Regions from separate parts of the Homo sapiens genome. Here all the other regions are linked to region 1. The links are chromatin contacts, found by Hi-C or POLR2A ChIA-PET in ENCODE. All regions are on one chromosome and are shown on one strand. Each heading gives the region's core, a stretch centred on a gene start or an enhancer-like site at or near the end of the contact. The rest is flanking DNA. Distances are from core to core; before and after follow the strand shown. Region 1 overlaps SH3PXD2A (SH3 and PX domains 2A). Region 2 holds the start of NEURL1-AS1 (NEURL1 antisense RNA 1). Region 3 overlaps NEURL1 (neuralized E3 ubiquitin protein ligase 1).

Region 1 (4,990 bases), core at 1,245-3,744:
CCCCTCCTTCCACCTTGCAGATCCCAAGCCATCCTGCCTAGTATTAATGAATCCCTGAAAAGGTCCCACCTTCTCAGTTGAGCTGTGCACTCCATGGGGCCAGGAGCCAACAAACTATTAAGAGAAGTGAAAGCCTCACAAAGCCTGCGCTCTGGAGGGAGGAGGCCTGCTGCCACTGCCTCGTCTCCCTCCATCTCCCTCTGCTGCTGGTTGGGCAGGGCAGGCCCAGGGAGGGCCAGAGAGCCCAGCTCTGCTAGTGCCCTGCTGAGGTATTTACCTTGCGGGGAAGGGAGGTACCAGAGACCTCACAGACCGGCTTCCTGTGCTTCAGGACAGCCCTCCTCACACTTCCACCTGACAGCCCTCCTCACACTTCCACCTGGTTCCAGGGCTTGGTGGGAGTGCTGACCAGCAGAAGACCAGGTTCTGCCCACCCCATACCCTGGGCAAGTGGCCATCCCTCTCTTAAAAGCTTCCTCTATAAAAGGAGGAGAATAGAGGAACTTTTTCAGGTAGACTAACCCTTTTTTTTTTTGAGACGGAATCTCACTCTGTCACCCAGGCTGGAGTGCAGTGGCACCATCTTGGCTCACTGCAAACTCCGCCCCCTGGGTTCAAGTGATTCTCCTGCCTCAGCCTCCCGAGTAGCTGGGATTACAGGTGCGGGCCACCACATCCGGCTAATTTTTCGTATTTTTAGTAGAGACGAGGTTTCATCATGTCGGTCTTGAACTCCTGATCTCAGGAGATCCAACTGCCTCGGTCTTCCAAAGTGCTAGGATTACAGGAGCGAGCCACCACGCCCGGCCATAGACTAACCCTTAATAGTGGCCAGAACTTATGGGCGGGTCTTGCTCTAAGCAAATTCACTTTATTAAAAACCAAACTCATAAAAAGGAAAATTAGGCTGTGTGCTGCGGTTCACACCTGTAATCCCAGCACTTTGGGAGGCCGAGGCAGGATAGTCACTTGATCCTAGGAGTTCAAGACCACCCTGGGCAACATAGCGAGACCCTGTCTCTACAAAAACTAACTGGACGTGGTGGTGCATGTCTGTAGTCCCAACTACTCAGAAGGCTGAGGTGAGAGGATTGCTTGAAGCCAGGAGGTCAAGTCTGCAGTGAGCTGTGGTTGTGCCACCACACTCCAGTCTGAACGACAGAGCCTGGGGCCCTGTCTCAAAAAAGCAAAAACAAAAACAAAAACAAAAAAAAGGCCAGTCATGGTGGTTCACACCTGTAATCCCAGCACTTTGGGAGGCCAAGGTGGGTGGATCACCTGGGGTCAGGAGTTCAAGACCAGCCTAGCCAACATGGTGAAATCCCATCTCTACTAAAAATACAAAAAATTAGCTGGGCATGGTGGCGGACGCCTATAATTCCATCTACTTGGGAGGCTGAGGCAGGAGAATCACTTGAACCCAGGAGGTGGAGGTTGCAGTGAGCTGAGATTGTGCCACTGCACTCCAGCCCAGGCAAACAGCAAAACTCTGTCTCAAAAAAAAAAAAAAAAAAAAAAAAAGAGAATCCTGTGTCTGGCTGACCTGGGGCAAGTTCCTTAACTTCCCTTTCCTGGTCTATAAAATGGGACAAGACCACCTACCCTGGTTGTTGCAGGGAGGCTCCTGGCAATGATGAGATAGTGGACACCCCACCTTCCCCCTGTCTGATTGAGGAGTCACTCCGGAGAAAGGGCAAAAGCTGAAACCAGCGCTCTCTCCTGTTTGAGACGAACCCCTCCGGTGCTGCCTCCTATTCATAGTAAAAGCTGCTTCACCCTTAGTGCTTCCTCTAGGCCAGGCACGGTGCTGGAGTTATCACTTCAGGAACTTTCACTCAATCCTCAACCCCATGAAAAAAACCTGATTATCCCTATTTTACAGGTGAAGAAATGAGCCATAGAGAAGGACTTGCCCAAGATCACACAGCAGGCAGAGCCGGGACATGAAACTAAGCATTCTGGCTCCAGAGTCCACGTTTTTAACTCAACGGAATACTCAGCAATGGCTGAGTCTACGCCCTGTCGTCCCCTCCTGGGTCTCACAGAATGGAAATAAATGTCTCAACTCAAAGACCAACTTCTCCCCTTCTTTCTTAATCTATCAATAATTAAAACGGCAATAACAAATGGCAGAGCTGGGGTTCAAACCCTGTCTTCCTGTTGCCAAAACCTAAACTGTCAACCCCAGGCAACACTGCTTCTCTGCAGTGAAACTACATTAATGCTGATCTCATGAACTCAGCTAATAATACAGTTTTATGATCACTGAGATAGAAGTGGGGCTGAGCTCACCACTTTTCCAAGGAGAAGAATAAAGTAAACAGGATTTCATGAGGAACATCAACACTTGCCTAAGAGAACAAGCTTGTAACAACACTCTTGAGCAACCTCATCTGCATGTAAACGAGCTGGAGCTTCCACAGGACTCCTGGGTTGGATGAACCCTCAGGCTCTCCTGACAACAGCCCCAGGGCCCTGACAATCCCGAGGCTCCGTGGCCACCTGTGCCCCCTAGTGGCGCATCTCAGAACTTCCCGGCTAGGTGCCCTGGCGAAATGCAGCTTTTTAGAGAACTGGGTGAGAGGCATGAGATCTTTGCAGGTCTCAAGAGAACCCCTTGCTCTGGGGAGTCTGCTCCAGCCCCACTGGGGCTCCTGGAGCAGTGCCCACCTTGGGGAAGCAACAACAGCTAACAACAACAGGCCCTTCCTACTGCCAGGCACAGCACAAAACCCCTCAAAGGGCATCACCTCCTTGAACCCTGTGCACTTTGGGGCAAGCCAGGTCGCTGCTACTATAACAACCCCATTTGACAGGTATGATGGTCAGGTGGTACACATCAACCTGGCTAAGCTACTGTCCCCAGTTATGCAATCACACACTAATTTAGGTGTTGCTGGGGAATTTTTTTTTTTTTTTTTTTTGAGACAGAGCCTCGCTCTGTTGCCCAAGCTGGAGTGCAATGGCATGATCTCGGCTCACTGCAACCTCCACCTCCTGGGTTCAAGATTCTCCCTGCCTCAGCCTCCTCAGTAGCTGGGATTACAAGCACCCGCCACCACGTCCAGCTAATTTTTTGTATTTTTAGTAGAGACGGGGTTTTGCCATGTTGGCCAGGCTGGTCTCAAACTCCTGACCTCAGGTGATCCACCTGCCTCGGTCTCCCAAAGTGCTGGGATTACAGGCATGAGCCACTGCGCCTGGTTGGGAATGTATTTTTATAGTTATTAAAGACCATGACCGGATGACTTTAAGTAAGGGAAATTATCTAAAACACTCTGGGTGGGCCTGAGTCAGTAGCTGAAAGGCCTTCAGCAGAGTGAAGGTTTCCCTGAAGACATTTCATCTGCGGACAGCAGCTCCAGCCTGGGCCTGGGGGTCCAGCCTGCCCCCTTTCATGACCTGCCATAGGATTTCAGACTTACCTAGCCAGCCCCCACAATTGTGTAAGCTAGTTCCTTACACTACATCGCTTAATATATACCTCCCACTCGTTCTGTTCCTTTAGTTGAACCCTGGCTGATACAACAGAACAGGTGAGATAATCTGTTCTCAGAGGCGAAGGGATTTGCCCAAGTCACATGACTGGCAAGTTGTCGGCCTAAGAGTGGGACCCCAGGCAACCTGATGCAGTTGTTTCCCAGCTCCCACACAAACTCTCCCTTGAGGCCCACATCCAATCATCAGAGTCTGTCCAACACCCGCAGTGCCTTGCCCCCTCCACTGCTGCCAGAGCCCACATCCTATCTCACCTGGCTAGCAGCCCCCTGCGACCTTGCACATCATAACCCATCCTGCCTAGTCAATCCCCATCATTCTATGATTGAAGCCAGATCATGTCCCTGCCTCTACTTAGAACCCCTCAGTGAATCTTCATCTCACTCGATGAAAGTCAAAATCCTTAGAATGTCCTGCAAGGCCCTACATGGTGCTGCTTCACCCTATTCCCTCCCCACTGCCAGCTACATCTCTGCTCTCACCTCTTTCCACTTTACCCTCCACTATTCTTCATCCCAGCCACAGGCCTCCCTACTGCATCATGAGCAGCCAGCACACACCGTCACCCCAGGGCCTTTGCACTTGCTGTGCCCTTGGCCTGGACTGCTCTTCCTCAGGTAACCATGTTGCTCCCTCACTTCCCTCCATCTAATAGTACATTCTTCTATATAGCTCATCACCCACAGCAGACTGCAAACTTCTCTAGGGTAGAAAGGCACGTTCCTATAGCCTCGACACCTTGCGCAGTGCTTGGCATAGTTGATGCTCAGTTAGGTCAGTCTCCCAACAAGCCACACTTAGTCCTATCCCTCTACCTTTGTGCATGTGCTCTCTCTGGATTACCAAAGCCTCCCGCTCTCTGCTCCCAAACCAGAAAAATGTCTCCTCTTTCCAGGCAATGATCCCCAATTTAAAGCCACAATGACCTTTCTTTCCTGAGCCTGCACAAGGTTCACTCATTCATGCATGCTTTCTTCCATCCACCCACCCATTCAAAAAGTACCAGTGGACCCTGGGGCTGGTGCAAGCCCTGCAGCCAAGGTCTTTGCTCTTGAGGTGGTGGGAGACAGAGAAGAAGCAAGCAAACACACAGGATCACTAGAGTGTGGGAAGCGATGAGGAGGGAAGAAGAGGAGTAATCTGCGGGGGAGGCTGGACAGTGCAGGATCAGGCAGCTTCGCTAAGAAGGTGACAGTTTTAAGCAGAAATCTTAAGGAGCCAGCCATGTGAAAGATCAGGGAAGAACATTACAGGCAAGAGGGAAGAGCAAGTACAAAGGCCACGTAGAAGAATGTGTTTGATGCGTTTAAGGAGCAGAAGGTGACTGGTGTGGCTGAGCAGTGTGATGGGCGGGGACAAGAGGGGTAAAGCCCAGGTCAGGAAGGCAGCCAGGGGCCAAGTCACACAAGCTCTGTGAGCCAGGGTAGGGAATTAGTTCTGGGTGGGATGGAGTCCCTGGGGGAATTTAAGCAGGAAAGTATGTTATTTTCTT
Region 2 (4,990 bases), core at 1,269-3,768, 170 kb before region 1:
CTCAGTCTACTCAAGAAACATCAGGCTGGGCAGGTGGCTCATGGCTGTAATCCCAGTACTTTGGGAGGCCGAGGCAGGTGGATCACCTGAGGTCAGGAGTTTGAGACTGGCCTGGCCAACATGGTGAAACTCTGTCTGTACTAAAAATACAAAAATTAGCCAGGTGTGGTGATGGGCACCTGTAATCCCAGCTATTCGGGAGGCTGAGGCAGGAGAATCGCTTGAGCCTGGGAGGCGGAGGTTGCAGTGAGCTGAGATCACGCCGCCGTACTCCAGTCTGGGCGACAGAGCAAGACTCTGTCTCAAAAAAAAAAAAAAAAAAAAAAAAAAAAAGAAACATCAAGTGTGTGTTTAGATATTCTTTCCAGAGGAAGTTCCCCACTTCACATCCTTTAAAATAACTTCTCATTTACTCACTTATTCTTTTCACAGGAAACGCACAGCTGGGACGTAGGAGGCTGTAACTGACCAGTGTGGGACTGGAAAAGGAAAGAGAGATGTTAGAAAGTGTGGGCCTGGGGAATCCTAACTAGAAGGCCCCTGGTGCTGGGGAAATTAGGGTAGGAGATGCTGCATTGTTTACTATGAAAATTCCAGTCACTGCTCTTTTAGCAGTCATGCTAGTACATTAGCCAAGGCTGTTTATAAAGGTATAGTAAACTTTCACTTCTGCAAGGTCAGTGAGACTCTCATTTGCAAAAGATCATCTTGTTGCCAAGAACAAATCACCACCTAGTGAAACATTTAGCTCAGCCATGAAAGTGAAACCAGATGACGAATGAACTAGTGTCCACACAGACCCTAGGTGTCTCTGGGCAGTAGGAGCTATTGAAAGTTTTAGATTTGCTTTTTGGAAAGATCGTGCTGGCTACCCTGTGGAGGATGGAGTTAAGAGGGACAAGTTGGAAGACCACTTATGAAGGAAGTGAAGTTGTCTAGGGGAGGGATGCTGAAGCCTGAACTACAGATGTGGTCCAAGAGAGGAAGGAACACGTTTGAAACATATTTAAGAGGTGTGCTTTGGCCGAGTGCGGTGGCTCATGCCTGTAATCCCAGCACTTTGGGAGGCCAAGGCAGGTGGATCACTTGAGTCCAGGAGTTTGAGACCAGCCTGAGCAACATTGCAAAACACCATTTCTACAAAAATATAAAAAATTAGCCGAGTGTGGTGGTGTGCGCCTGTAGTCCCAGCTACTTGGGAGGCTGAGGTGGGAGGATCATTTGAGCCTGGGAGGTGAAGGTTGCAGTGAGCTGAGACTGCACGACTGCACTCCAGCCTGGGTGATAGAGTGAGACCCCATCTCAAAAAAAAAAAAAAAAAGAAAAGAAAAAAATAAAAGGTTGTGTTTGGCAGCACTGATAACTGAATGATGCAGGCGGTGAGAGTGAGGGAATAATCCAAGATTATTCCTGGTGCCAGGTTTTCAGGTGACTGGGAGAATGGTGATCCCATCAGGACCCCAAGCAGAAGGCGGGGGTTGGAGGGAAAGATGATAGGTTGAGTTTTGGCCAGGGTGTGTCAGAAGAGCCCTGAGATATCCTGGGGGAGACGCTGGGTTGGCAACTCCATGTGTGAGCTTGAATCTCAGAAGAGAGATCAGGGCCACAATGAGTTGTCAGCAGTGGGTGTCACTTAAACCATGAGAGTGGTTGAAATATCACAGGGTGGACAGAATGAAACCATGAAGAAGGTGTGGGAGAGGTACAAGGAGAATCAGGAAAGGTCAGAGGGCCAGAGAGGCCAAGGGAGCAGAGTTTAGAGGTATGATATGGCACAGTGCAGTGGTTCTCTAAGGGCCTACGAATTGCCTGGAGAGCTTGGAAAAATGTAGATTCCTCCTCAGGGGACCTGGAATAACCAGTACGATTCTGGAAGAAAGAAAAACCTGGAGGACTTACACTTCCTGATTTATTTACTTTCCTTTCTCCTTTCTCCTTTCTTCCTTCCTCCCTCCCTCCCTCCCTCTCTTCCTTCCTTCCTTCCTTCTTTGGAAGAAAAACCTGGAATACTTACACTTCCTGATTTATTTCCTTTCCTTTTCCTCCCTCCCTCCCTTCCTTTCTTCCTTCCTTCCCTCCATCCTTCCTCCCTCCCTCCCTCCCTTTTCTTTTTTCTTTTTTGAGACAGGGTCCTACTCTGTCACCCAGGCTGGAGTACAGTGGCGTGATCTCGTCTTACTGCAGCCTCCACCTCCTGGGCTCAAGGGATCCTCCCACCTCAGCCTCCTGAGTAGCTGGGACTACCAGCATGTGCTACCACGCTCAGTTGATTTTTAAACTTTTTGTAGAGATGAGGTCTCACTATATTGCTGAGGCTGGTCTTGAACTCCTAGGCTCAAGCGATCCTCCTGCCTTGGCCTCCCAAAGTGTTGGGATTACAGGTGTGAGTCACCATTGTGTGACCTGCCCTATACCATTACTCACCTTCTTCAAACTTCTAATAATAAACAAGAAATACCTACTGTTTAATGACCTCCTACTGTGTACCAGGCCCTGAGCCCCAAGACCCACAGCTCTGACCTCATTTACTCAACACAATGGCTTTGTGAGCTAGGAGCTAGGTGGGTCAGCCTGAGGGGCTGGTTTCCGTAGTGAGTCCTCTCCTGCCCACATCTGGCCTTTGCCTGAGCTGGCCCCAAATTTCATCTCCTCTGTGTCTCCTCTGAGTTGATAGGACTGGAAGCCCCTGGCTGTCTGTAATCAAGTCCACAAAGGTTCATGAGTCAAATCAGAAGTCAATGTACTGTTTCCCAAAGAGAAATTTTCTGTCAGATGGACTTCCTGGCACCTTCTCCCCTGCAGCAGCTCTTTGAGTGCTGGGTGAACTTGCTCTAGGCCTGGCAAGTTGAGAACACAGTCTGAGAGTTCAATGCCTATGGGCTCTGAGCCTTGCCCAGGCCACTTCACCAACAGGGAAATGCCTGCCAGGAGGACCCAACACTTGGGCCTGGCAGGCCACCATCTCCCTGGCTCTGCTCCCGTGGGCCTCACCGCAGTGTGCCTCAGTGACATCCCCTTTTCACCGATCTTTGGCATCCAATGAACACATCTTTTCTTCACCTCCAGCCAGGTATCCTTTATGTCTCTTGAGGGTAACTTTGCATGCCCTGATCCATGAACAGTCAATTTCCTAGACTGAAATTTGGGAAAGCTTATTGCCAAGAGCCATGGACTGGGAGTACCTTATTTTGCCCCTTTCTCCACTTACTGCCCACACAGTTTCAGGAAGGAAGCAGTGGGTTAAGTAAATGATGACGTCTATTCACAGGAATACCTTGCAGCTTTACACATTAATGAGGTACCATGATTTAAAAAAAAAGTCTACTATATTATTAAAAGAGCAAATTGTGTAATATGTATAGTATGGGCCTGTTTGCATTTAGAGTGCTACATTTTTCCTTCCCCCTCTTCCTCTCCCTTCCCTTCCCTCCCTCTCTCTCCCTCTTTTCTTTCATTCCTTTCTTTCAACCAGTATTTAGTCAATGCCTACTGTGTGCCAGGCACTGTTCTAAGTACTAGGATACAGCAGGGAACAAGTCCTCTGTCTCATGGAATTATATTCTTATGAAGAGAGACAGATTTTTAAAACCCAAAAACATGACATATGGATGTCAGATGATGAAAAATGCCCTGGAGAGAAAGAAACCATGAGTGAGGCAGATACAGGGATTATGAGTTGGGGGGTCTGGGGAACAGCACTTTGAATAGGTTGGGCCAGAGAAGACCTGATGGCATTTGCAGGAGGTGAGGGAGTGAGCAGTGCAGGTATCTTGGGGAACAACTCTATTCTGTGGTTCCATACCTTGATATCTACCTGTGCATCTAGTTATCACTCAGACATATTTACTTTGTTTGTTTGTACACACACAGACCAAGGCTGAGTGGATACCCACCCAACTGTTACCAGGGGCTACCTCTGGAGAATTGGCTGGGGTTGAGTAGTGTTGGGGAACGGGATGCTTTTACTCCACACAAATCAGTACTGTTATATTTATTTATTTTTAACAATAAGCACATATTGCTTTTACAGTTTAAACTTTTATAGGCGCAGTGTCTCATGCCTATAATCCCAGCACTTTGGGAGGCTGAGGCGGGTGGATCGCTTGAGGTTAGAAGTTCAAAATCAGCCTGGGCAACATGGTGAAACCCTGTCTCTACTAAAAACACAAAAAAATTAGCTGGGCATGGTGGCGGGTGCCTGTAATCCCAGCTACTCGGGAGGCTAAGGCAGGAGAATTGCTTGAACCTGGAAGATGGAGGTTGCAGTGAGCCGAGATCGTGCCATCACACTCCAGCCTAGGCAACAGAGCAAGACTCTGTCTCAAAAAAAAGAAAGAAAGAAAGAAAGAAAAAAACACTTTTTTAAAAAATGAACTTTTATAGCCCTGTCCCCTCCCAAAAGAGAGTATGGTCAGCAGAGTCGTCTTGCTGCTTTGACCAGTGGTATCAAGGAATAAATGAGATAATTGATACGTGATTGCCAGTGGTTGTGCCTATGTCTAGAAAAGGTTAAATTTTGTTTCCTTCTCATATTCTTCCCCTCAGTGCCCAGGCAGGGCTAGGTATCCAGAAGTGCATAATATAACCACAGTGGAGTCCTGGGCTCACCTGCCTTGGTGCAAGTCCCTGGGAGTCAGTGCCTGGGCTCCACATCGTATGCATCTGAGGGCTGGTCGGGTCTAGTTCCCTCCATAGAGATTAAGGAACCCCTTAAGGGCTTATCCAGAAGATGCCAAATCTCCCTTGAGCCTGTTGTTTTGGGCCACCTGTCCTGGACATCACATTACACCATCGTCATCACTTTTGTCACCATTTTAAACTCTACTACCATCACCAGCAATAGTTTTTTGTTGTTGTTGTTGTTTCTTTTTTTTTTTCGAGACAGGGTCTTGCTTTGTTGTCTAGGCTGGAGTACAGTGGCGTGATAATGGTTTATTGCAGCCTTGACCCCCCGGGGCTCAAGCAATTCTCCCACTTTAGCCTCTGAGTA
Region 3 (4,990 bases), core at 1,694-4,193, 140 kb before region 1:
CTTCAGCTTCTATTTCAGACTATGAAGCAACCTTGCAATGTTATGTGGAAGATGGCGTAGAAAGATGAAAGAAGCCCAGGTCCCTGATAATTACAGAGCTGCCACACTAGCTATGTCTGTGTACCTGCAGACTTCCTATGTTAAAGAAAACACTTAATATATTTTAAAAGCAATGTTATTTCTGTTTTTTATTACTAGCAACCAAATGCAATTCCTCACAGACACAGCTGGTTAACATAGCAGTGCATCAGGAGGAAGTCAGCTGTATTGCATATATGCTTATATCATTGAGATCATAATGTGAGAACATTTTAACCCCTGCTTTTCTGCTTTTAAAATTTTCTTTTATTTTCAGACTTTTTTTTTAAATTTTTTGAGATGGAGTCTTGCTCTTTCACCCAGGCTGGAGCGCAGTGGCCTGATCTCAGCTCACTGCAACCTCTACCTCCCGAGTTCAAGTGATTCTCCTGCCTCAGCCTCCTGAGTAGCTAGGACTATAGCCGTGTGCCACCACACCTGGCTAATTTTTGTATTTTTAGTACAGACAGGGTTTCACCATGTCGGCCAGGCTGGTCTCGAACTCCTGTCCTCAAGTGATCTGCTCACCTCAGCCTCCCAAAGTGCTGGGATTACAGGTGCGAACCACCACGCCCAGCCTTCACACTTATTTTTATCACTACTTTTTTCTCCAGTACCATCACCATCTTCAACTTTATCATCTTGTGCTTAATGTCATTATCATTATGAATAAGAATCATTTTCGTTACCATAACCATCTTTAGAGGATTCTCTTCTTGTTGATGGAGGGTGATTTGTGTATAAAATGTATTTTTTTAAATTAAATATTCCATTGGGGCGAAGTGAGGGGAGGCCGAGGGAGCCTTTGTCATTGAGGAACGTCTGTGGAAAGGGGTGGAATTGGTACTCAGACTTAGGACAGCTTCAATATTCATTGGTCATGGGCCACATCAGTCATTTCTGTGCTGCCAATGGCCAGGGTTGCTCCCACATGGGGATGCCCTCTAGGCATGTAAGTGAAACAACAGGGATGGATTTCAGTCTTCTGCCAGAGTTGGCTGGTAGGGCAGGTCAGGGTCAGTACTGCTTATAAAGAAAGGCAGAAGTAACTGAACTCGATAATGTAAGAAATAAGAAACTGTTGGAGGGTCTTGAGTTGGGGAGTAGCATGGTTTGTGTAGGAAGGATTAGGGATGGGGTGGAAGGGACACACAACTGGGTAGTAGTAGTCCAGGCATGAGGTGATGCAGGTCGTGTGTTAGGCAGGTCATGGGTTAAGTAGACATCAAGAGAGGATTAAACATACATACATACATGCCTACATACATACATAATCAGGGGAAATGCCTGTGTGAAGAAAAATAAGGAGGAAGCTGGGGGAGTCTGGGGGAGCCATCAGACCTCAGTGCAAGTGGGACCCTGAGTGAAGGAGAGGGGTAAGAAAGGAAGGAAGTTTGGTGGGAGCATATCAGACTATAGTGCAATTCTAAGAAAAGTTCTGCAAGACCTTGGAGTATCCTTCAGCCAGAGCCACAGTCCCTGGCCAGTGGAGCCCCACATCTCCCAGGAATGGTCCTGCCTTAATATCCCTGCCACACGCATCACTAGCTGGGGTGAGCTGTGGGAAGCATTGCCTTGGAGCAAACATGGGGATGGACTTCAGAGCTCCACAGCTGGGGCCATCAGTCAAGCGTCCACCCTGCAGTGGAAGATCCAGAGGCCCATTTTCCTGGATGACATGGGGATGACTGGGGTGAGGGACATGAGAAGGTGACTGCTGTTGTCTCAGGCCTATCTATTGCAATAACAAATGCTGGCCTGCACTGACTTAAGCAGTAAGGAGCTGTACTATGCAGAAAACCGGATGTCCCAAGGTGGGTGGCTTTCAGGGTTGGCTGAGTCAAGGCTGTAGGATGAAGTACTTCCCATCTCTCTACTCTGCCATCCTTGGGTTGGTTTCCTTCTAGACCAGTAGTGACATGGCCATGGTGGTCCCAGGAATTGCAGCAGGACACAGTGATATCTGGAGAAAGGAGAACGACCCCTATGTTCTGTGGAGCAAGGATCCCTTTCTCAGAGGGGTTCCAGCACATTTCCCACTGCTGGGAAATCTATGCCTCATTGGCCAGAAGTGGGTCACCTGGCCATTCTTGACCATGTCACTGAGAAGGGGAATGAAACCATTGTGATTGGCTTATTGCCAGGGTATGGCACGCTGGCTGTATGTGAGAATTGCTTGGGGAGCTGGGCCCCACACTTCAGATTTCTCTATGAATTGGTCTAGCGTGGATACTGGGCATCAGTAATTGTTTTTGTTTTTGGTTTTTTTGAGACAGAGTCTCTCTCTTGCCCAGGCTGGAGTACAGTGGCGTGATCTCTGCTCACTTCAGCTTTGACCTCCTGAGCTAAAGCGACCCTCTCATCTCAGCCTTCCAAGTAACTGAGACTACAGACACACACCACCATGCCCAGCTAATTTTTATTTATTTTTTTGTAGGGACAGGGTCTTGCTATGTTACCCAGGCTGGTCTCAAACTCCTGGGCTCTAGTGATCCTCCTGCGTCAGCCTCCCAAAGTGCTAGGATTACAGGTGTGAGCCACCACACTTGGCTCTACCAGTAATTTTATTACCTCCTAGGTGATGCTGATGTGCAACCAGGGCTGAGAACTGCTGTTGTCTTGGGGTGGTGTAGATGTTGGGCATCAGCCACCATGTCCATTACAGTCACTTACTAGTTTTTTGTGGCTTAGACAAGTCACTTACCCTCTTTCAGCTTTGGTTTTCTCATCTGTAAAATGGGGTCTGGCAATAGTTACCTCCTGTGCTTCCTGGGAAGACTGAAACAGTTCGTGAGTGCTCGTAGGCTTTGCAAACTGTAAGTCACTGACACCCGGGGGCTGGCTGCTTATCATTCTTATTCAATTTGGAGGGAAAGCACAGCTCCCTCTGCTGCCAAGAACAGCCAGGGCAGAGATTTCTCTTGAGCACAGCTTCCTGTCATTAAAACAAAAAAACGAAAGAGAAGGGAAAACGACAGACTGGGAAGCCACAGGCAATTGCAGTGGGCTTTTTTCTTCTTGGAAGGCGTGGGTTTGAAGGCGCTGCTATAAATGGTTTATGCAAATGAGCTGGAGGCGCTCTGTCCCCTGCCGCTTTAATCCGGGAGAAGCTGGGAGGGAGCCAGGCACAAGGTTTTCCGCCCCTCCTCCCTGTAGTCCTGCAGTGGGGTGGCTGGGGGCAGGCAGATGCTCTTCTGCTGCCTCCAGGGAAGATGGTCAGATAAGGCTCTGCACTCTGGCTCCCCCATGTTCCAGGACACACCTGGCTGCGTGGCTTCTTGGCTCTTTCTGCTCGAGTGAGCACAGGCTAGTGCTGCCAATAGTACTGCAGGAACAAGGAGGGCCCCCACTGGTGCTGCGAGGTCACGGCCAGGCAATCTGTCACCTTTGGGTCTCACTGGGTCCACAGGGACCTGGGGCACTGGAGAGGAGCAGAAGGGGGAAGAGTAAAGAGCCCGCACCATCGGCTCCAGGCTTTCATCTTCCCTCCCTCCTCCTCCTCTTCCTCTTTTCTTCCTTTCTTCATGAAATCTACTTTGAGCATTATGGAGTGACCACCTTGTCAGATGCTAAGGATCTAGAGATAAAAAGATACCTTTCTACCTTCAGGGTGCTCCCAGTATGGGAAGGGCCTCCTGCCATGGCTGCAGGGCTGGGGCTGCACAGAGGACTGGCTGGACAGCCTTGGAGAGGGATAGTCTGGTCTATTCCATCCCAGGGCATTGGGATGATCTCAGAGGAAAGGCTCTTCTGAGCTGGGGGCTGAAGGTGAGGTGGGAGTGTTTGTGGGACCAGTGCCAGGGAGGGGCACTCCAAGGAGAGGGACAGTGTTCAAAAAGCAACAGACAAGTGATGTGCCATGTTCTAGAACACAACTGGCTCGTGTGCATGGAGCATAGGTACATGGGGTGGGGTAGGGGGGGTCATGGAAGGTGAGGCCAGACACATGGGCTGGGGTCAGTTCACAGAGGACCTTGAATAATCCCCAAAGTGGGGGTCGAGTTTATCCTGATGCTCGGGAGCCACAGGAGGTAGAGGGCTGAGTCGGGCAGAGATGCCCGCCTGGCAGCCCTGCAGAGGGGGACGGAGGCTGGAATGATTGTCCAGAGCAGGATGATGCTGGGGGCCTGAACCATGGGCAGAGCCAGGGGAGGGAAGGAGGGGATGGATTTGAGAAGGACACGGTGACCTCTTGGATGGGGAATCTGGGCTGACACCAGATTTCCGGCCTGGATAACAGAACTCAAGGGATAAACTGGGCCCTGGAACCTTGGGGGTGCCCATGTTGGGTGGGGCCAGGAGGAGGACTGAGAAGCAGTCACTTCCAGTGAAGAATGTGCCGCTGGCCCATCCTGGGTTTCCCACCAGACCCTGGTGGAAGGGGGAATGGGAGAAGGAGCTGCTTCTTCAGACAGTTTAGAAATTCTTGATTGCCTCCCCCCAAATGATCCCCATCCCACATTCCTGATTCAGGGAACTCCTGGTTCAGAGATAAAGTGAACCAGTCCAAAGCCTCTATTTTACAGGTGTGAAAACTGTGTCCCGAGAGGGGACTGACTTGCCCAAGGTCACACAGTGAATTATGGCAGGCAGTGTCATGGTTAGTAAAAAAGGACCCCCAAACAAAGTCTAATGTAGCCCACCTCCTTCACTTGCCCTGAGAACAAAGAGCTCTCTTCCCCAGAGGGAATTGGGCTTGGCTAAGCAGGGTTGAGGTTGTGAGGGGTGCAGCATTTGTTTTAGAGAAGGGAGGGGTTCCCAGGGAAGAGACCTCCTGCCCCTATTTGCCTGCTGGTGGAGCCCAACCCAGGAGCTGCATTTGCTGCCCACATTCTGGAGCCCTGACTGCCACCACCGCCACCAGGAGGGAGAAGCCACGGAGACATTAAAAGGGGCTGCCCTCCCTAAATTC

The links. Hi-C counts contacts between places; a loop is a spot of excess contacts on that map. ChIA-PET counts read pairs that join two places held with the same protein, here RNA polymerase II (POLR2A). Pooled maps may share reads with other maps.
Region 2: a loop to region 1 is called in a pooled map, with 2.9 times the contacts of the local background. The contact joins the promoter of NEURL1-AS1 here to the enhancer-like site in region 1. A Hi-C loop is called at or near these places in 1 of 37 single-sample maps with no recorded cell type and 6 of 50 pooled maps. POLR2A ChIA-PET finds 5 or more read pairs at or near these places in 1 of 52 experiments (GM10248).
Region 3: a loop to region 1 is called in a map of CD4-positive, alpha-beta memory T cell, with 6 times the contacts of the local background. The contact joins two enhancer-like sites. A Hi-C loop is called at or near these places in 1 of 168 maps with a recorded cell type or tissue (CD4-positive, alpha-beta memory T cell) and 7 of 50 pooled maps. POLR2A ChIA-PET finds 5 or more read pairs at or near these places in 3 of 52 experiments (Panc1, T-cell and activated B cell).

Annotation. Positions count from the first base shown.
Region 1 is chr10:103,683,842-103,688,831 of GRCh38, forward strand. The region is part of intron 6 of SH3PXD2A (SH3 and PX domains 2A); the gene reads right to left. Among named protein-coding and RNA genes, the nearest start is that of SH3PXD2A-AS1, 60 kb to the right of the region's middle. RefSeq lists enhancers at 80-149, 2,780-2,829. Within about 2 kb of position 2,495, at least 6 of the 41 ENCODE cell types and tissues checked have a DNase peak (open chromatin) inside an H3K27ac peak, as active enhancers do.
Region 2 is chr10:103,514,924-103,519,913 of GRCh38, forward strand. NEURL1-AS1 (NEURL1 antisense RNA 1) reads right to left here and starts at 2,519. Exons shown (of 4, transcript NR_120675.1): 1 at 2,463-2,519; 2 at 418-479. All of the region lies in intron 1 of NEURL1 (neuralized E3 ubiquitin protein ligase 1), which reads left to right. RefSeq lists enhancers at 592-671, 692-851.
Region 3 is chr10:103,539,933-103,544,922 of GRCh38, forward strand. All of the region lies in intron 1 of NEURL1 (neuralized E3 ubiquitin protein ligase 1), which reads left to right. Among named protein-coding and RNA genes, the nearest start is that of NEURL1-AS1, 25 kb to the left of the region's middle. Within about 2 kb of position 2,944, at least 6 of the 41 ENCODE cell types and tissues checked have a DNase peak (open chromatin) inside an H3K27ac peak, as active enhancers do.